Regions from separate parts of the Homo sapiens genome. Here region 1 is linked to region 2. A link is a loop called in an ENCODE intact Hi-C map of the cell type or tissue named here. Cell type or tissue: sigmoid colon. All regions are shown on one strand. Links, peaks and the distances in the headings refer to the core of each region. The heading gives the core; the rest is flanking DNA.

The links. Peaks named below come from ENCODE experiments on the same cell type or tissue, not always from the same donor. Only the 100,000 strongest peaks of a DNase experiment are listed, where the experiment ranks them.
Region 1: a loop joins it to region 2, with 8 times the contacts of the local background. A loop is called at or near these places in 3 of 110 quality-filtered maps.

The regions. Positions count from the first base shown.
Region 1 is chr11:68,393,917-68,404,808 of GRCh38, forward strand. LRP5 (LDL receptor related protein 5) reads left to right here. Exons shown (of 23, transcript NM_002335.4): 8 at 9,567-9,783. Among named protein-coding and RNA genes, the nearest start is that of PPP6R3, 61 kb to the right of the region's middle. RefSeq lists an enhancer at 3,117-3,616. In sigmoid colon, for the core only: no CTCF peak of the experiment used is centred there; DNase peaks (open chromatin) are centred at 5,389, 5,745 and 6,215; H3K27ac peaks cover 1,046 bases.
Region 2 is chr11:68,250,120-68,260,902 of GRCh38, forward strand. No RefSeq gene overlaps it. Among named protein-coding and RNA genes, the nearest start is that of C11orf24, 16 kb to the right of the region's middle. In sigmoid colon, for the core only: a CTCF peak has its summit at 7,447 (motif pointing right); a DNase peak (open chromatin) is centred at 7,472; H3K4me3 peaks cover 368 bases; H3K27ac peaks cover 510 bases.

The sequences.
Region 1 (10,892 bases), core at 2,893-10,892, 140 kb after region 2:
CACCTCAGCACTTTGAGATACGTCGCACAGTCCCCATTTGCGAACGAGAAATGAGGTTTAGGGAACAGCAGCTGTGTCATGTCACACAGCGAGCAGGGGGTCTCTGAGCCGTCTGACCCCACAGCCGACCAAGCTCCAATCCTTACCGCCTCCTAGTGTTGTGGATGTAGCCCAGGGTGCTCCCACATTTTTCAGATGAGAACACCGAAGCTCAAAACAGGAGCGTTTTGTCCACATTGGATACACGATGTCTGTGGTTTGGTCCTGAAGTCACTTTATATCTCAGTGGTCCAGACTGGAGTAGGACAGGGGGTTCTGGGGAATGGGGAAGGTGTCTCAGGTGAAAGGAAGGAATTCCAGATTCTCCATACTGTCCTTGGGAAGTTAGAAGACTCAGAGGGTCTGGCAAAGTCAGACAAAGCAAGAGAAATGCAGTCAGGAGGAAGCGGAGCTGTCCAGGAACAGGGGGGTCGCAGGAGCTCACCCCCAGGAACTACACTTGCTGGGGCCTTCGTGTCACAATGACGTGAGCACTGCGTGTTGATTACCCACTTTTTTTTTTTTTTTGAGGTGGAGTCTCGCTCTCTTGCCCAGTCTGGAGTGCAGTGGCACGATCTCGGCTCACTGCAAGCTCTGCCTCCCGGGTTCATGCCATTCTCCTGCCTCAGCCTCCCGCGTAGCTGGGACTACAGGCGCCTGCCACCGCGCCCGGCTAATTTTTGTATTTTTAGTAGAGATGGGATTTCACTACATTAGCCAGGATGGTCTCGATCTCCTGACCTCATGATCCGCCCGTCTCGGCCTCCCAAAGTGCTGGGATTACAGGCGTGAGCCACCGCGCCCGGCCCGATTTCCCACTTTAAGAATCTGTCTGTACATCCTCAAAGCCCTATACACAGTGCTGGGTTGCTATAGGGAATATGAGGCTTACAGGCCATGGTGCTGGACACACAGAAGGGACGGAGGTCAGGAGGTAGAAGGGCGGAGAGAGGGAACAGGCGGAGGTCACATCCTTGGCTTTCAAAATGGGCCAGGGAGAGACACCCTCTGAGCATGGTAGGACAGGAAAGCAAGATTGGAACACATTGAGAGCAACCGAGGTGGCTGGGCGTGGTGGCTTACGCCTGTAATCCCAACACTTTGGAAAGCTGAGGTGGGTGGATTGCTTGAGGCCAGGAGTTCAAGACCAGCCTGGCCAACATGGTGAGACCCCGTCTCTACTAAATATACAAAAATTAGCCAGGCGTGATGGTGCATACCTGTAATCCCAGCTGCTTGGGAGGCTGAGGCAGGAGAATTGCTTAAACCTGGGAGGCGGAGGTTGCAGTGAGCCGAGATCCCGCCACTGCACTCCAGCCTGGGCCACAGAGTGAGACTCCATCTCAAAAAAAAAAAAAAAAAAGATAAAAAGACCAACCGAGGAATTGAAGTGGGGGGGCGTCACAGTAGCAGAAGGGGGATCGTGGAGCAGGCCACCCTGTGGTCATGCACTGGAAGCTCATTACCTGACGATTTGGAGCTCATCACTGGGGGCCTAAGGAGAATAGATACTGAAGGATGAGGAGTGATGGCGCAGGGCACGGGTGTCTTTGGTGGCCAGAACTTGGGGACTGCTGGGGTGCCTCACTGCAGGCCTTCTCAGCGCCCTTTATATGCTTACACAGGCTGTTTCTAAGAGGGGGATACATTGCATAAGCGTTTTCAGACTACCTCATCATGGGTCCCTTTCTTTACCCTCTGTGGCCCTGGTGGCGCACTCTCTGGGAAGGTGCAGGTGGATGCCCAGACCCGCCCTGCCATCCACCTGCACGTCCAGAGCTGACTTAGCCTCGAGATTGCTGCTGGCACCTCCTGCCCCGGGACACCTCGGATGTGCCCGTGGAGATGCTGGCTCTGTGTTTTCTGCTGGAGTTTGGTGCGTCTTTTCCTCCTGCAAGTGGCCACCGCTCTTGGGTATGTCCTCAGGCTTCTGCGAGTCATGGCTGCTTCTCAGGTCCTTGCCCAGCGCCAGGAGCAAACCCTCCTGGCACTTTGTTCAGGGGTGGATGCGCCAGTGTTCCTGCTGTGGACCCCCATCTCACATGAGGGTCTTGGGCCTGCAGGCTCGTTCAGGAAACACCCGCTGAGTACGCAGTGTGTGCCAGCTGTGTCCCAGGCAATGGCGGGGACAGTGGCTGCTGCTGGGGTTGTGGTGGCTTCTGGGGACTCTGGGGACAGCTGAGGTGCAAGGAGCCACGGCTCCTTGAGGATGCAGTTGGACTCCAGGTGGAAGGGATGGTTGGGGGAGGTATAAATGGGGTCAGGGAGGAGACACATTTGGAACAATGGGAACATTTTTAAGATGCTATGTCGGGAGGCAACAAGGTGGCCAACCCAGGTGCTGAGGAGCCCACACCAGCCCTGGACGTGTTTTGCCGCTCACCTTTGCTGGGGAGTGGTGGGAGAGAGGATTCCGTTCCACGTGGTGGTGTGCGCAGCTGGGCTGTGTGGAGCTGGGCGCTAGGAGGAAGGTGCTTTCTGCGGGGCTAGCCGGGCTCTGCCTTTGAACACAATCAGGCTCCAGGTTTTCAGCATCCAGTGCATGAGAGGACTTCACGGGCAGCTGTGGCTGATCCCTTGATGAATTGGGAGAAGAACAAAGGTCTATGAAATGAGGTTTCATGTAGATGGCATTAGAGACGCCCACAACAGATTTACAGAGTGGAGCGGAGACGGCGGATGGGTCTGGGAGGCCCCTCCTGCTGGCCTTGACTGTGACAGCTGTCCTGGGAATCAGCTTCCAGGCCGCCCCAGCAGCCTGACTGACACACACAGGGTTTTAGCCCCATCCTGCGACCAGCTGTTGCCATCATCAGTGACAGCTGGGAGTGGCGGTGGTTCCAGCCCTGGGCACCCTCCCCACCTGCTGGGGCCCACCCAGGGCAGTCCTGACACCTACAGGTTGCTTGGAGCCGCATCCGAGTCCTGCCCCACCACGTGTGAAGCCCGAGTGGTCGTGGGCTGAGGTCCCCTGATTGCATCCCCACTTCCCTTCTGCTTCACATAGCTGCCTCTTCTCACCGTTTTTCCAGCCTCCTGGGCTAGGAATTCCAGTGTTGTGCTGGCTTTGCCCCAGGACACCTCCTTAGCCCTCTTCCTGAGTCTAGAGCCCCGGGGGTTGGAAGTTCTGGCCCCTGGGACACCTGCAGCCACACTCAGCTTCTCCTGTGAGCCTCCAGCATGTCCCCTCAGGACCAAGCCCTCACGTTCTTGCCTCCCCGCCCACCTGGGCTCAGCCAGGGGAAGGCCTGGCTGGGAGCGTCTCCCCTCTGCCCTGCCCTTCTCCCCTCTACCCTGCCCTTCTCTCCTCTGCCCCGCCATGGCTTTTATATCCTGTGCCACAAGACATGGCTGTGTGTGAAAGTGGCAGGGTCTGGCATCTCTGTGGGTCTCTGAGGCCCACGCTCCAGTGCCACTCTTCCCACCCGCTGGCCGTGCCCTCATGCTGGAGGGACAGCCCAGCCCTCTCCCGAACCCCAGCCCCATGTGCCCAGCTGCCCCCGGCCCTCTCCCCTGGAAGCCGGGGTCACTCCAGCCGTATGCCATGGTGGGGACATCCTGCTTCCTTGGCCTTCCAGGGAAGGTCCTCTTTCCAAATGGCGACACCTGGTCCCTGCCTGGAGGCTGGAAGCTGTGGCCCTTGTATGCCCCTCCAGGGTCTGTGCGCTCGGTTGGCCCGAGTTCCCATCACCGTCGTCATCATCACCATCATCATTGTCATTTCGCTTGTCTGTGAGCCGGCCTGGTCTCCCAGAGCAGAGACCCTCTGAGGTCCAGCCTGAGTTGGGGTCTCCGTGCTGACCCCTGACGGGGACTCAGGACGTACCAGGTCTGGGTCAGGAGTGACCCCCAAACCTCGTGCCCTTTGACAGGCACCCCTGACTTTTGCTAAGTGGGTGGAGGTGACATCACTTACAGCGGGAGTGATGGGACAGGGTCTGTTGGCTGCACTGTGCTCCCAGGGATCTGGGGAGAGGCTATATCCCTGGGCTTTGGCACTGCAGAGCTGTGTGTGTTTGTGTGTGTGTGTGTGTGTGTGTGTGTGTGTGTGTGTTTGCGTGCGCGCACATGTGTATAAGATCTTTTTTTATTACATGAAGCAAGATAACTGTTGCTGTTTCCTTTTGGGTTTTGTGTTCAACAGAGTGGGGTACTTCTTCCCTCAGACAACAGAACTCTCCCCTTTAAACACGTGCTGTCAGAGGGTGGGTCTTGGGCTCATGTCTGTTTGCACAGCCGAGTCAGAGGAAACACAGGGTTCTTCATAAAAACACTGCACAGCAGGCGACTGTCCAGAGTCAGCCTGCAGGACGGCAGCAGCCCTGCCCCTCAGAGCACAGCTAGGGTGGGCTGCTTTGGGATCTCCCGTCATTCCCTCCCAGCTGGCAGCCGGCGGCCGGCCCATTCCTTGGTGTGCTGGTCAGGGGGGCGTGCGCCTGCTCTGCTCACCCTGGGAATGGGACAGAAGCTGGCAGCTCGGAGAGGACAGGGCTGGACCCTTGGGTGGCCTCTGGCTGGACCATCTCATTGTCCTCAGACACAGCCTCTCGGGTCTAGTTTCATTTCCTGAAAAACAAGTGCACAGAACTAGAGCAGGAGTCGAGAGCTACGGCCCCCGGGCCAGATCCAGCCCTGCCACCTGTTTTCACACCATGCTCAAGCTGAGTGGGTTTTACATTTTTTAATTACTTGAAAAAAAAAAAGCCAAAGGAGGTTTCATGACCCATGAAAATTATATGGAATTCAAAAAAAAAAAATTATATGGAATTCAAATTTCAGTGTCCATAAATAATTTCTTGAGACAGGGTCTCGCTCTGTCACCCAGGCTGGAGTGCAGTGCTATGGCATGGCTCGCTGTACCCTTGACCTCCCAGGCTCAAGCGATCCTCCTGTCTCAGCCTCCTGAGTAGCGGGGACTACGGGTGTGTGCCACCAAGCCCGGCTAATTTTTTTTTAATTTTAGTAAAGACAGGGTCTTTCTATGTTGCCCAGGCTTTTCTGGAACTCCATCTTGGCCTCCCAAAGTGCTGGGATTACAGGCTCGAGCCACGGAGCCCAGCCTGTTTTTGTTTTTTCACTGATAAAGTTTTGCCGGGTGTGGTAGTGTGTGCCTCTAGCGATTTGGGAGGCTGAGGTGGGAGGATCGCTTAAGCCCAGGAGTTTGAGGCTGGGCTCAAGTGATCAGGAGGTGAACTATGATCATGTCATTGCATTCCAGCCTGGGTGACAGAGCAAGAACCTATCTCTTAAAAATATATATTTAAAAAGTATTGGGTGTGGTGGCTCACGCCTGTGGTCCCAGCTACTTAGGCATCTGAGGTGGGAGGATGGCTTGAGCCCAGGAGTTTGAGGTTGCAGCGAGCCAAGATCGTGTCACTACACTCTAGCCTGGGTGACAGAGCCCAGACCCTGCCTCTTTAAAAAAAAAAACCAAAAAACATGTATTGGAACACAGCCATGCCTGTTCAGTCACGTGCTCTCCATGCTGCTTTCTGCTCCAGAGACCCTTATGGCCTGAAAGCTGAAAATATTTTCTATCCTTTACAAAAAAGTTTGCTGACCTCTGTCCTGGAAAATTCATCTCCCAAGTTCTCTTCCGGCACTGGCGTTCCTGGGTGTCCTAAATTTGGCCCCTGTTATTTCTGAACTCTGTTTTGGCTCTGTTCCCTCCCAGGAGCCAGGACAGGCACGTTCTCTGCATCTTGTCCCCTGACGCCCAGAGGCTTGGCTCGGCTCAGGCATTCTTGGAAATATCTGGCTCCAGGAAAGGCAGAGGCCTCCTGAGTCGGCCCAGAGGGAACCTGCCCCAGGTCTGGGGGAGGCCTGACCCAGCAGAGTGGCTTTTGCCGATGGGTTGGGCCGGTCAAGATGTGCTGAAAGTTGTCCTCAGAAGGCCACTTTGGGATTCCTTCCTCCAGTATTAGAGCAACTGAGAGCTGCTCATTGCAAGCCTGATGTTTTCCCAGTTGGCCGGGTCCACCGGGTGCCCTGGGATTCTGCGATCTGGGTGGAAAGTAGGGGGCTTGGGGGAGTGTCCTGGGTTCTGGAATCCAGGTGGCAAGTGGTGAGGTTCAGGGAGTGGCTTCTGAGCCACCATAGGGGTCTCTGTGGGAGGCTCTGCCCATCCAGGAGATTCCGCAGGCCCTGCCGGCCCAGAGCCAGCGTCTTGCGCTTGCCGAGGCTACAGCCAGCCCCAGCCGGGTGGAACAGCCCGTCGCCTCCTCTCACTTTGTTTTGGGGCCACCTGGGAGTGTGGAGCAAGGGTAGAGAGGGAGGAAGTGGCTGCCGGCCGCTGCCCAGCACCCTTGTTTGCCTTGGGCCCTCTGTGGGCTCCTTTTTATTGCTCTTCAATGAAGCCAGGGAAATGGACTTCCTTGCCTCACTTCAGTTCAACATGTCTGGAAGTTTGGTATTAAAATTAAGAAAGTGTGGAAATAGAGCAAGAAGAGAAAAATCTCTCCAAGAGATAATAGTGACCTCTGAGCTGGGCGCGGTGGCTCACGCCTGTAAATCCCAGTACTTTGGGAGGCTGAGGCGGGCAGATCACCTGAGGTCGGGAGTTTGTGACCGGCCTGACCAAGATGGAGAAACCCCGTCTCTACTAAAAATAAATAAATAAATAAATAAATACAAAATTAGCCAGGCATGGTGGCGCCTGCCTATAATCCCAGCTAAGGCAGGAGAATCGCTTGAACCTGGGAGGCAAAGGTTGCAGTGAGCCAAGATCACGCCATTGCACTCTAGTCTGGGCAACAAGAGTGAAACTCCGTCTCAAAAAAAATAAATAAATAAAAAATAAAAATAATGACCTCTGGCCAGGTGTGGCAGCTCATACCCGTAATCCCAGCACTTTGGAAGGAAGGCCGAGATGGGCAGATTGCTTTAGCACAGGAGTTTGAGACCAGCCTGGCCAACATGGTGGAACCCCATCTCTACAAAAATAGAATAAAATTTAAGAGGTAATAGTGACCTTTTGGTAGATCGAAACCTGGATTGCTTTCTTTTTCTAAATGCTGATTCTTTTCTTTGTGGTGTTTGTGTTCTGTGCCGATGTCCCTCCCCCAGCCCTGTTATTGTGAGTGGAAGAAGGGGAAAGGGTTCGCCCGCTACTGTGAGCCCCTCCTCTCACGCTGGGTGTCCTTGGAGAAGCCTGCACTTCTTCATTGTACGCCAGGGCTGGGTCCCTCCCTGGAGTGGTTCTGTGCTGCTGGGATGGGGCCAACCCCTCAGATGTTTTCTGAGTGTCACACACAGGTGTGTGCATTCATGGCCTTTGCGTGTCTTCCTGTTGTGGAGGCAAAAATGTGAAGAACCCTAGATGATTTTGGGACCAGGGCTCCATCACCTGCTGTTCATTGCACACCGGAGCATCCAGGCATGGGTGGAGAGCTCAGACTTCCAGGCACGGTCGCAGGGGCTGGTCTAACCATGTTCCCGCCCGCCTGCTCATCAGAACCGCCTGTTGGGAGCTGTTATCATGATACCATACCTGGGCCCTGGGCTATCCGATTCTGACTTAATTGCTCCAGGTTGGGGCCAGGCCGTTGTTTGCTGTTTTGTTGTTTCTTCTGTGACGTTAGCCACTGGGCTAATCTGAGCCCCTCAGTTACAGGTGGAGAAACTGAGACCCATGGGGGTGCAAGGACTTGCCGAGGACCCAGAGCCCCTTGGGGGCAGAGCTGAGGCGGGGCCTGGCTTTGGGTCCCAGAGCTTCCAGTCCCCTTCCCGCTCTCCTAACAGCTTTTTTTTTTGAGACAAGATCTCACCCTGTCACCCAGGCTGGAGTGCAATGGCATGATCTCGGCTCACTGCAATCTTCGCTAGCTGCGTTCCAGCGATTCTCCTGCCTCAGCCTCCCGAGCAGCTGGGATTACAGGTGTGTGCCGCCATGCCCAGCTCGTTTTTTTTTGTACTTTTAGTAGAGATAGGGTTTCACCATGTTGGCCAGGCTGATCTCGAACTCCTGACCTCAAATGATCCGCCTGCCTCGGCCTCCCAAAGTGCTAGGATTACAGGCTGGGATCACACTGTGCCTGGCCCTAGCAGCTTTGTCCTGTGCCATCCAACAACAGATGACCGAAGTCTTTGTTTCTTAACATGCATTCCATCTGCCTTACAGTTTTGCCACCTGCAAAACAGAGGACTTGTCGCTTTTCTGGTAAGCTGGAAATGTAATCTGGTAGCAGGAGGCCTGTGGAAGCTTGCCTTTAATGGCCTTGTGTCTCTTTCATCCTGTCCTGAGAGCCGGAGAACTTGGATGTTGCGCCTAACTCAACCTTCCTGTTAACATACAGTTCTGCAGGCTCATGGATCATCAGAACCACGTCCTATCTCACGCGGCTGTATGCTTCCGTTGGTTCAGGTGTTTTTACCTTGACAGTATTTTCTCCTCGGTGGCTTTTGCGGTGGTTGCTTTTAATCAGCATTGACTCTTCAAGAAAAATATTTAGCTGCTACATCTCAGAGGAGACAGGGTGGAAAGCATCTGAGACCTGCAGGCTCAGACTTAGAACCAGAAGTGCCCTCAGAGTTCATCCGGCCCTGACCCAGCGGGAAATGAGTTCACAGAGAAGCGGGAGAACTTTGCCCCAGGCCCTGCCGTTGCTCATAACTGCCCCAGGTCCTTACATTTGCTCCAGGTCCTGCCCCAGGCCCTGCAGTTGCTCATAACTGCCCCAGGTCCTTATATTTGCTCCAGGTCCTGCCCCAGGTCCTGCAGTTGCTCTGTGTGGTGGGTGTGATCTGGAGCCCTCCGCCCATTGCTGCACCTGGGGCAGGCATTGCTAATTGATCCCAGGACTCCTTCCTGCGGAGCACGCCCTGGTTCTCCAGGCAGCCGCTGCCTGTCAGCCTGCAGTGGTTCGGGAGAGGACACCTGCTTGCCTGGTCTGTTCCAAATCTTGCTTCTCATCCCAGCACAGGTAGGGGGTGCTATGGGAAAGGGATCCTCAGCTGGCCCTGTCACTGCTCTATCAGCTGGGGACGTGGCATCCTAGTGAAAACATCATGGCCGGGCGCGGTGGCTCACGCCTGGAATCCCAGCACTTTGGGAGGCTGAGGAGGGTGGATCACTTGAGGTCAGAAGTTCGAGACCAGCCTGGTCAACATGGTGAAACCCATCTCTACTAAAAATACAAAAATTCGCCAGGTGTGGTGGCGGGTACCTGTAATCCGAGCTACTCGGGAGGCTGAGGCAGGAGAATCGCTTGAACCTGGGAGGTGGAGCTTGCAGTGAGCCGAGATCTTGCCACTGCACTCCAGCCTGGGCAACAGAGTGAGACGCTGTCTCAAAATCTCAAACAAACAAACAAACAAAAAACAAACAAACAAAGCGTCATTTATCCAGCACCCCTGGGGAACCATGCTACCTGGTGTTTTATGGTACCTGGCAAGGTGCAGGTAAAGTTGCGGCTCTTGGGCATTGAACCCGTCTTGTTTGGGGCAGCTCAGGCCCCAGGCAGGGTCCGGGTTGGCTCTCGTTGGTGTGGCCCTGGCCCATCCAGACCTATATTTCTGCCGTCCTGCAGGTGATCAATGTTGATGGGACGAAGAGGCGGACCCTCCTGGAGGACAAGCTCCCGCACATTTTTGGGTTCACGCTGCTGGGGGACTTCATCTACTGGACTGACTGGCAGCGCCGCAGCATCGAGCGGGTGCACAAGGTCAAGGCCAGCCGGGACGTCATCATTGACCAGCTGCCCGACCTGATGGGGCTCAAAGCTGTGAATGTGGCCAAGGTCGTCGGTGAGTCCGGGGGGTCCCAAGCCATGGCTCAGCCATGCAGACTTGCATGAGGAGGAAGTGACGGGTCCATGCCTGGGCATAAGTGTTGAGCTCAGGTGCCCCGACCTGGGGAAGGGCAGGACAGGAAAGGTGACAGTATCTGGCCAAGGACAGATGGGAAGGGACCAAGGGAGCTGATTAGGGAGTGGTTATGGACTAGGAATGTCGGTAACAATGGTTAGAAAGTGACTAACATTTGTTGAGCACCTGCTGTGTGCCCGGCCCTGGCCGGGAGCCTTCGTGCCCACAGTGACCCCGTCTGCAAATGTAGTTCCTTGCCCTACTCGCACTGGGGAGCAGGACGCAGAGCCGTGCAACTCACAGGTGCCAAGCTCAGGACTCCCTCCTGGGTCTGCCTGGGCTGGGCTGTGCTTGTTGCCCCTGTGGCCCACGCATGTGCACCTTCCACCTGAAAGCCAGGATCTTCAGGACGCTCCCCGAGGAGGTCGTTGTCTGGCACAATGATTTGTCTCTTCCTGAAAAGGTGACAGAGTTACACTGGAGAGAGCAGCATCCAGGTGCGGCAGGGACAGGCCTGGGGCTCGCGGGCAGGGACTCTGTGTCCTGCCGGGGTCCCACACTGCACCTGCTTGTCAGAGGCACTCAGTCAATCTTTGCTGATGAAGGATGAGAGGACAGAGGACGTGATGCTTGCTGCTGCATTGCCTGCAGTCCTGGGTGAGATGCCCGGGTTGACTCTGCTGCCCGTCGGGTGGATGTGATGTCAGATCCCCGGCTTTAAAATACGAGGGAGCTGGGAATTGAGGGAGCAGGTTGGGGCAGAAAGCACAGCCCCGTGGAAGCCTGGAGCTGAGGCAGTGTGGGCGACCCCTGGAGCAGTGAGTGCTTCCTTCATGGCCTTCATCGCACCCTGCAGTCCTCATGTAGGGGATGCAATCCATGAATTTAGTTTTCCCAGCCTCCTTTAAAAACGCGTTCATGCTGGGGCCGGGGCAGTGCAGTGGCTCACATCTGAAATCCCACCACTTTGGGAGGCCGAGGCGGGTGGATCATGAGGTCAGGAGATCGAGACCATCCTGGCTAACAAGGTGAAACCCCGTCTCTACTAA
Region 2 (10,783 bases), core at 2,784-10,783:
GGAGTGCAGTGGCGTGATCTCAGTTCATTGCAACCTCTGCCTCCCAGGTTCAAGTGATTCTCCTGCCTCAGCCTCCCAAGTAGCTGGGATTACAGGCATGCGCCACCATGCCAGGCTAATTTTGTATTTTTAGTAGAGACGGGGTTTCTCCATGTTGGTCAGGCCAGTCTCGAACTCCCGACCTCAGGTGATCCACCCGCCTTGGCCTCCCAAAGTGCTGGGATTACAGGTGTGAGCCACCACGCTCGGCCTCTTTGTTCCTTCTTTACTCCCACTGCTTCACTTGGACTAGAAAAAGAAGAAAAAGAAAAAAATCAATGTGTATTAGGGTTCTCCAAAAAACAGAAGCAAAGATAGATAGAAACATACATACATACAGATAGATACAAAGATAGATAGATGGCTACATACATACATATATACAGATAGATACATACGCAGACACATGATAGGTAGATAGATAGATAGATAGATAGATAGATAGATAGATAGATAATAGATTGACTATGGGAATTCACTGACATGATTATGGAAGACGAGAAGTTCCACAATGTGCTGTCTGCAAACTGGGGAATGAGGGAAGTTGTGATCTAATTCATTCTGAGTTCAAAGGCCTGAATCAGGGAAGCCAATAGCGTAACTCACTAAGGCCAAAGGCCTGAGAAATTGGGAAACTGGTATAAGTCCCAGAGTCTGAAGGCCTGAGAACCTGGAATTCTGATGTCCAAAGCAAGAGAAGACAGATGTCCCAGCTCCAGAAGAGTGAATTCACCATTCCTCTGCCTTTTTGTTCTATATGGGCCTAAACAAGTTGCATGGTGTCTGATATGGTTTGGCTGTGTCCCCACCCAAATCTCATCTTGAACTGTAGTTCCCATAATACCCACATGTCATGGGAGGGACCATATGGAGATAATTGGATCATGGGGGTGGTACCCCCATCCTGTTCTCATCATAGTGAGTTAGTTCTTATGAGATCTGATGGTTTTATAAGGGGCTTCTCCCTTCGCTGGACTCTCATTCTTCTCCTGCTGCTGCCAAGTGAAGAAGGATGTATTTGCTTCCCCTGACCCATAATGGTAAGTTTCCTGAGGCTTCCCCAGCAATGCTGAACTGTGAGTCAATTAAGCCTCTTTCCTTTATAAATTACCCAGTCTCAGGTATGTCTTTATTAGCAGTGTGAGAACGGACTAATACAGTGCCTGCCCACATTGGATGTGGACAGATCTTCCTCATTCAGTCCGGTGATTCAGATGCCAACCTCCAGAAGCACCCTCACAGACACACCGAGAAATAACACTTTCCCAGCTATCTGGATATCCCTTAACTCAGTCAAGTTGACAGCTAAAATTAACCATTAAATAATGAAATCAAAGTTGAAAAAAAAATCAACAGAATGGACAAATCTTTAGCTAAACTAACCAAAAAAAAAGCTCAGATTACTAAAATCAGAAGTGAAAGGACAAACATTGGATGATTCCACTTCTATCACTCCACTCTATCTAGAATAGGCAAATTTATGAAGACAGAAAGTAGAATAAAGATTACCAGGAGCTGGGGGTGGAGGAAGCAGAGAGTTATTGCTTAATGGGTAGAGAGCTTCTGTTTGGGATGGTGGAAAAAGTACTGGTTATACAATTAAATACTGTGAATGTATTTAATGCCACTGAATTGTACACTTAAAATGGTAAAAATGGTAAATTTTATCTGATGTATATTTTATCACACTAATAATTTTAAAAGATTATAAAGTCTGTCTTGCTTAGTGACTCTCTGCCTTGCTGGCTTTGAAGAAGCAAGCTGCCCTGTCACGAGCGGCCTATGGAGTGAGCCACATGACAAGGAAGTGGGTGCAGCCTCCAGCCTCCAAAAGCCAGTGAGAAGCTGAAGCCCTCAGTCTGCAGTCCTGCAAGGAACTGAATGCTACCAACAACCATGTGAGCGTAGAAGCAGATCCTTCCCCAGGTGAGCCTCAGATGAGACTGCAGCCCTTGCTGACACCTTGATTAAAGCTCTGTGAGACCCTGAATTGGAAGACCCAGCTAAGCCTCGCTCAGATTCCTGGCTCACAGAAACTGAGGTGATAAATGTGGGCTGGTTTTTTTGTTTTGTTTTTGATATGGAGTCTCGCTCTGTTGCCCAGGCTGGAGTGCAGGGGCACAATCTTGGTTCACCGCAACCTCCACCTCCTGGGATCAAGCAATTCTCCTGCCTCAGCCTCCCTAGCAGCTGGGGCTACAGGCCCGTGCCACCATGCCTGGCTAATGTTTTTTGTATTTTTAGTAGAGACAGGGTTTCACTGTGTTAGCCAGGATGGTCTCAATCTCCTGACCTTGTGATCCGCCTGCCTCGGCCTCCCAAAGTGCTGGGACTACAGGTGTGAGCCACCACGCCCAGCTGTGGGCTGTTTTTTGAATGGCTAAATTTGTGGTAATATTGTACTGCAATAGGTAACTAATGCAAGCAGTATTGTACGGTACTATCAGCAACTTTTCTTTTTCTTTGCTCAATAGTATGTCTTGGAAAACTACTAATTTTTTTTTTTTGGAGATGGAGTCTTGCTCTGTCACCCAGGCTGGAGTGCAGTGGCGTGATCCCAGCTCACTGCAAGCTCTGCCTCCCGGGTTCATGCCATTCTCCTGCCTCAGCCTCCCAAGTAGCTGGGACTACAGGTGCCCACAACCATGCCCGGCTAATTTTTGTATTTTTAGTAGAGACGAAGTTTTGCCATGTTAGCTAGGCTGGTCTTCAACTCCCGACCTCAGGTGATCCACCCACCTCGGCCTCCCAAAGTGCTGGGATTATAGGCGTGAGCCACCGTGCCTGGCTGAAAACTACTAATTCTGTTACATGGAGCTCTAGCTCATTCCTCTGAACTGTTGTTCAGTACTTTGTATAAGCACCATTGAAGATGATTTGGAGCTTTAAAATGTTTTGCCATCACAAATAATGTGGCCCATGATGTTCTCCTTAGTGCCTCCATGTGTGCTTTCATAAGGAAGAAACCAAGATGTGTGATTGCATCTTTAGTCTTTTTGTTTTGTTTTGTTTTTAATTGAGACGGAGTCTTGTTCTGTCACCCAGGCTGGAGTGCAGTGGTGTGATCTCGGCTCACTACAAGCTCCACCTCCCGGATTCAAGTGATGCTTGTGCCTCACCCTCCAGAGTAGCTGGGACTATAGATGCCTGCTACCATGCACGGCTAAATTTTTTTGTGTTTTTAGTAGAGATGGGGTTTCACCATGTTGGCCAGGCTGGTCTCAAACTACTGACCTCAGGTGATCCGCCCACCTCGGCCTCCCAAAGTGCTGGGATTACAGGTGTGAGCCACCGCACCCGGCTGCATCTTTAGCTTTAATGCCACTGCCAATTGCCCTGCAGAGTGAAGCTCCCGAGTGGGGCCTTAGAGCGCCATTTTTCCTGTCCCTGTTGACTGCCTGTCACTGTCACCATCTGATTTCCCCACTGTAACTCCTGGAAGGCAGGAAGCATTTCCTTTGCATCTTTGTGTCCCAGAGCTCAGCCCAGGGCCTGGCACAGATCCCAAGCTATGCACATCCTTCCTTCTCTGTCCACATCCTCCCCTTTTTTTTGAGACAGGGTCTTCTCTGTCACCCAGGCTAGAGTGCAGTGGTGGGATCATAGCTCACTGCAGCCTCAACCTGCTGGGCTCAAGCCATCCTCCTGCCTTATCCTCCCGAGGAACTGGGAGTACAGGCATGTGCCACCATGCCTGGCTAGTTTTTATTTTTTGTAGGGATGGGGTCTTGCTATGTTGCCCAGGCTGGTCTTGAATTCCTGGGCTTGAACTAACCTCTGCCTCGCCTCCAAAGTGCTAGGATTACAGGCTGAGCCACTGCGCCTGGCCCACAACCCTTTCTGAACAGCTGGGCTGTGACAGCCCACTAGGGACAGCCTTGTGGCTACAGTGGACTGGATCACAGAGGACCTGGGCGTTGGACAGGCAGCTTAAATGGGCTGCTGTTGGAGCCAAGGTTACAATCAGAGCCCCTTGGGGAAAGCAGAGCCTAACAGCTTCGGGAGGTAGGTCCTCTGCAGAGAGGAGCAGAGATGGGCAGAGAGCAGAGGGAAGGAGAGGAGCAGACGCACGGCCCCCAGGAGGCCCGGCTCTCATTCTGTCTTTGCAGCAAATCCCCGTCTTGGGACGGCCTGAGGTTTCTGTTCCTTGTAGCCACAGGCTCCCCAAGACAAAGAGCTGCTCCGTGTTCGTGGACCTGTTCTCTGGATCTTTCAGATGCTGAGTTGGGGGGTCTCCCAGAGATTCAGGAGAAAGGCCAGAGGCTGGGGTGGAGTCTTCCTTCTTCATGCATTTCCACGTATAGGGCCCCCGGAATCTCATGTGCTGGGCCTACCCGCCTGGCGCCACTCCGTGGTTCTCTCTGCTCACCTGACGTCTTCGTGCCTGCTGCCCTCCTGCTGTGTCCTGTCCAAGCGGGCATCTCTACAGTCAGCAAAGCGGGACCAGGCCCCTGCCGTGGGCCCTGGCTCATAAAAGACAGTGAGTTTTTCACTCTGAAGTCCAGATTGCCCAGCGGGGCTCATCTTGTGCTTCAAGTACATTCAGCGTGTGCCCGGAGCACGCAGCACTGGTGAAGTTGGGGTTCAGGAGTCAGGTGGACTGGGCCCACCCCTTACCTTGTGTGTGACCTTGGGCAAGTCACCTACCTCCCCTGTTGTCTATTTCCTCATCTGAAAGTGGGCTTAGAAATGGTTCCCGCCACGTGGGGAGGCGGTGAAGCACTCTACCAGTCCTGTGGGGACCTTCCCTGTGCTTCAGACTCACGGCCAGTGTCTGCCTGGCATCCAATAGGCATCTCTGCCTTCACAACCCACAGCAGGACTCTTGATTTCTGGGCCACCTTCTCTCCAAATCCTTCTGTACCCCCTTATCAAGAGACAGTATAGGCCGGGCACAGTGGCTCACACCTGTAATCCCAGCACTTTGGGAGGCTGAGGCGGGCAGATCACTTGTGGTCGGGAGTTTGAGGCCAGCCTGGCCAACATGGTGAAACCCTGTCTCTACTAAAAATACAAAAATTAAGGGGGCATGGTGGCAGGCGCCTGTGGTCTCAGCTACTCTGGAGGCTGAGGCAGGAGAATTGCTTGATCCCAGGAGGCAGAGGTTGCAGTGAGCCAAGATTATGACACTGCATTCTAGCCTGGGTGACAAAGTGAGACTCTGTCTCAAACAAACAAAAAAAAGAGGCAGTATGGTCTAGTGGTAAAAGCATAGAAGCTGGGGTCACCTACCAGCAATGTGACATGTGTAACGGTGGGCAGGTTCATGAATTCCCCAGGCCTTAGTTTCCCCTCTAAACGGGGGGCTGATGATGATGACATACTATCTCGCAGGGCTGTGGTGAGGATGAAATGAATTCACGTGTGAAGCACTGGGAATAAAGGTTCACCCTTTCCCTCCCCCCGAGAAACGATCCCTCCACCATTCCACCTTCTCAAACCAAAAATGCAGGGGTCACCCCGGCTCCTGCCGTGGGCACGTGGATCGTACATAAGGAAGCAGTGCACGTTCTGCTGACTCAGCCTCCAAAGTGGCCCCTAGGGTCCTCGGTTTCTGTCCATCTGTGTGAACACACCCTGGTCCAAGCCAGCCTCCTCACTCCGCGGATGACCGAGCCAGCCAGGCCTCTCTATCTGCAGCCAAAGTGATCGTGTACTTATGAGATAGAAGTTGAAACTCTTCCTCCCCTCCTCCCTCCCTTCCATTCACTTTTTCTTTTAACTTTTGGGTTTTTTGAGACGGAGTCTCACTCTATCACCCAGGCTGGAGTGCGGTGGCGCAATCTCGGCTCACTGCAACCTCCACCTCCTGGGTTCAAGAAATTCTCCTGCCTCAGCCTCCTGAGTAGCTGGGATTACAGGCACCTACCTGCCACCACACCCAGCTAATTTTTGGATTTTTAGTAGAGATGGGGTTTTGCCATGTTGGCCAGGCTGGTCTCAAACTCCTGACCTCAAATGATCCACTCAACTCGGCCTCCCAAAGTGCTGGGATGACAGGCATGAGCCACCAAGCCTGGCCTCTTTTAACTTTTGATGATGGAAATTTCTAAACACACACAAACATGGAGAGAGTGGGAAACAGACCCCCCACTTCCATGAAGCCATCAGCCATGCTGGATGGATGGCAGCCACATGTGTCTTGTGGCACGATTCTCTTGCCCCCTTCTCCTGATGTGGAAGCATTTTAAAGCACACCTCAGACAGCCTATGACTTCAGCCTCAAGCAACAGAGTCATCTTTTAAACTCTGAACTGGATAACGTGACTCCCTGTGCATTCCTGGGCTCTCCCGCTCCTCCCCCGCCGCTGTCCCCTGGGACCGGCCTGTCTCTTTCACTCTCCCCAGGGCCCTTCTCTCCTCACACTTGTGGCCTTGGATCTGTCCTGGGGGCTCCGCATTGCTGGCCTCTCTGCCTGGATCCCGCATCTCCCTGATTTTTCATCTGTGTTTTTACTGCAAATGTTTGGATTTTGTTTCCTGCTCACAGCAGGAGGCCATCGGGGATTGCTGTGCAGGGGAGTATTAGGAGCTGAGTTGTGTTTTTAAAATATCCTCCGGCTGCTGTGTGGAGGATGAGTAGGGCTGGGGCGGGGAGCAGGAAGACCATCACAGAGAATTCAACGTAGTCGAACGTAGTCCATATTCTAAAAAGTATCGGCTTGTGTCAGCCACTGCGCTGGATCTTGAAGCAAAGCTGTAGATACGGAAATTGTGGCTGAGTATGGTCGTGGTTTGTCCCAACTGACCCAGCTGGTGGGTTTTGGGACCGAGGCCCGGGGGGCTGCCTGTGAGTTCATTGCATTCTCCCTGAACTCGTGGATTCCTTCTGGTGGGAGACAGTTACAGGCGCAAATGACCTAATACCACCTAGAACAATCCATCCCATAGTGGAAGCCGAGCCCCCCTGGCCTGGAACAATCGAAGAGGGCCAGAGTTCTCTGGTGTGGGGTAACGGCAAGACTCCCTGCTGTCAGGGGAGCGGGCTAAGGGGTTTCCACCTGCAAACATGGAATGGTAGGCGCAGGGGGCCGGAGGGTGGGATGGTGTCTCTAGCCAAGGCCAGCACCAGGGCTGGTGAAATAGGCTGGGAGGGGCAGGACGTGGTGGCTCACACCTGTAATCCCAGCACTTTGGGAGGCCGAGGCAGGAGGATCACCTTGAGGTCAGGAGTTCCAGACCGGTCCGGCCAACATGGTGAAACCCCGTCTCTAGTAAAATACAAAAACTTAGCTGGGCGTAGTGGCAGGCGCCTATAATGCCAGCTACTCAGGAGGCTGAGAATCGCTTAAACCCGGGAGGCAGAGGCTGCAGTGAGCCAAGATGCACTCCAGCCTGGGCAACAAGAATGAAACTCTGTCTCAAAAAAACAAAAAACAAGAAGGCTAGGAGGGAGCCTTGCCCGCCAGGGGGAGCCCTTGGACTTCCTCTACCAAGAGATGCGGCCCTGCTCCTAGAGAAACTGGCTGGCTCGAGGCCATGCCCTGTCGAGCTCGAGGCCATGCCCTGCCGGGGCTCTCAAGGCTTTGGAGGAGCCTCTGCTCCCTACGGCCGTGGTGTGCTCAGCCACGCCCAACATTTGCAGACAGATCCGGTGTGAATGCTCAGCTCTCACGGCTTTGGAGGAGCCTCTGCTCCCTGTGGCCATCGTGTGCTCCTGAGCCACGCCCAACATTTGCAGACAGATCCAGTGTGAATGCTGTGCTGCCATTTGCTTGGTGGATGACCTCGGCCAAGCAACCTGGCCTTTCTGTGCCTTGGTTTCCTCACTGTGAAGGGACGAGAGCTCCTTTTGGGGCCAAGCCCCGAATTGGACTCTCACTTCTGTTTGGCCTTCTGGCACCTTCTGTGTGGACTCTCACCCATCAGTTAGGGACTTTGTACCTCCTGTGTGTCAGTGCTGTGCTAGGCCCCGGATGAGCCACTGCCCCTGCCGCAGGAACAGAAAGCCTGAGGGGGGCTCTGAGCTCTCTGAGCTCCCCAGGGTGGAGGAGGCACCTTCTCTGAGCCCACCCCTCACCTTCATTGTGTTCCTCACAAGGCAGGTCTCACCCACCGCACCGGGGGCTCCTGGGCCACGTCATCTCTGAATCCCCATTGGGCTGGCAAACAGTAGGTGCTCACTAGGCACCTGATAAAGTGAGTTGAATGGGACTTTGTGTAGGCCAGGATGGCACCTGGCTTATCTTGCAGTCTCGTGTCCTCCAAGGCAGGGAGAAGAAAGCCCGGAGCCCCTGGATTTGGACAGGTCTGCGACGGGGGCGCCTTGAGCTCTGTTTGGCTGGGACTCACCACAGGGGGCTGCATTGGGCCTGTAGTGCTGGGCAGAGGAGCTTGGGGCTTTCGGCAGGGACGGGTGTGGTTAGATTTGTGTTTTGACGGGTCCCTTGCCGCAGGGTGGAGAACGGATGAGCCAGGCTGTCTGGGAGCAGAGTGGGCAGGCAGTTGGTGGTGGGCCCAAGGCCGGGCAGCAGCTGGGGTCAGGACAGGGGAAGCGGCCGGAGTACTGAAACCTTTAGGATGGCCAGTTGGACTCAGGGGGAAGCACAGGTTTCTAAATCTGTTAGCCCACGTGGGGATGCCATTAGGTACAGGGAGGACCCCTGGGGCCAAACACACTCCTGGGGGCCGATGCTGAGGTTGGCCTTGGATGCTGAGTTTGAGGCACCTGTGGTCCAGGAGGAACGCCATCCAAGAGAGAACAATGGCAGGGGGTTTGGAATAGGACCCCCAAGGATGGAGGGGGAGAGTGTGACCAATGCTCTCAGAGGATAAAAGAATTCGGAGACTGGGTGCGATGGCTCATGCCTGGAATCCCAGTGGAGGCCGAGGAGGGTGGTTCACTTGAGATCAGGAGTTTGAGAGCAGCCTGGCCAACATGGCAAAATCCCATCTCTACTAAAAATACAAAAATTAGCCAGGCATGGTGGCATGCACCTGTAATCCCAGCTACTCGGGAGGCTGAAGCAGGAGAATCGTTTGAACCCAGGAGGTAGAGGCTGCACTCAGCCGAGATCGTGTCACTGCACTCCAGCCTGGGTGACAGAGTGAGATTCTGTCAAAAAAAAATTGGGGGCCCTGGCTGGGGCAGGGGGACTGACTGGCTGACTCTGCAGATCCCTGTGGCCCACTCCCTGGATGTAGGGGTGCCAGGCAGAGGCCGTTAGTCACAAGCTGAAGGCCAGCACTGCAGGTTACTCTTCATCCTACCTCCCCAGAAAGGAACGAGGTGCCCACAGTCTATGAGAACACCCCCCAAGCCACAGCTCACACAGGCCCAGGGTTCTGGCTCTCCCAGGGGAGGCTCAATGAGCCAGGGTGGAGAGCTGACCCTTAGCAGGCTGGTCCTCGCCTGGGCCACTGGGGTGAAGTCAGGCAGAGGAAAGGGCATCCTCCACAGCTCCGATTGTCTACCCATGGTGGGCAGAGCTGCCCATTCCGGGCAGACGGTGTCTTGTCAGATTCAAGGACAATGCTGCGAGCTGGCCTAGAGCTCAAGATGGCAAGGGAGACAAGCCAGGGGCTGGAACCAACCACCTTCCCAGCCAGCGCCAGTGCCTGTAGTTAAGCATGCAGATGCGACTCCGATGTGTGATGGCCAGGAAAGGAGACAGTCAGGCACAAGCTCTGTGGAGTGTGGCTGTCAGTCCAGAAGGCCTGACTCAGGCAGTGAAGGCTGGGAGAGGGGAAGGGGCCAGCAGGACGTGACAATGAGAAAGAAAAGGCTGGGGAAGCCGGGGTGCAGTGAGGGAGAAGACAGGAGGAGAGGACTGGGGGGCAGCTTCTGACCCATTCTCCCCACTCCATATTTTCCCAGCCTCGGCTTTGAAGTTACTTCAAATGGTTTGGGAGTTACCGTCTTAGCCTTTTATCCCAGGCCCTTTGACATCCTTTTTGGAGATGAACTTAAATAAGAAGCTGGCCACCCAAACCTAGCCCAGGGAGATCTTGGTGAGTGGGAGACAGGAGATTCCGGACAAAGATCAGCTCTGCCTCAGCGCCAGGTGGTTGAGAAGCCACAGCCAACTCCACAACCACTTTTGGGTGGGGCCCCATGCTGCCATGTTTACAGCAGATGCTGCTCTGTCTCTCCCCATTTCCCAGAGGAAGAAGCCGAGCTCCAGAACACTCTATAGCTTGCTCCAGGTCTCAGCAGCCGCAGACCTGGCCTGAGAACATGGCCTTACAAGATGCCCTGGCCACGTGTGGCCCATCAGCTCTTGCTGCCTTGGGCAGGTGGGCAGATGAAGGACCAAAGGCCAAGCTCAGGCTGGGCAGGTGGCAAAGGAACCTAGTTAAACAAACAGCTGGGACTCTAGGACCAGGGCTCAATCCTGACTCTGGGCCTCCAGGAGTGACTTTGCTCTGTGCCTCAGTGGTCCCGTCTTCAAAATGGAGATTGTGATGCTGATCTCCTGGGGCTGAGGCAATGCAGCAGGTCACACATGTGCAGCAGGTTACACACACACAGTGGGTTGCACTCACGCAGCAAGTTACACACGCACAGCACATTACACACGCACAGATCACACACACGCAGCGGGTCACACACAGGTTACACACAGTAGGTTACACTCACACAGCAGGTCATACACAGCAGGTTACACTCACACAGCAAGTCACATTCACACAGCACAGGGACAGGGCAGGCATGTAACAAGCACAGAGCAAGTGCTGGCTGGATGTTCAGGATGGGAGCCTGGAATCCAGGGGAACTGGCCTAAGGAGCAGGCTCCGGGGTCGA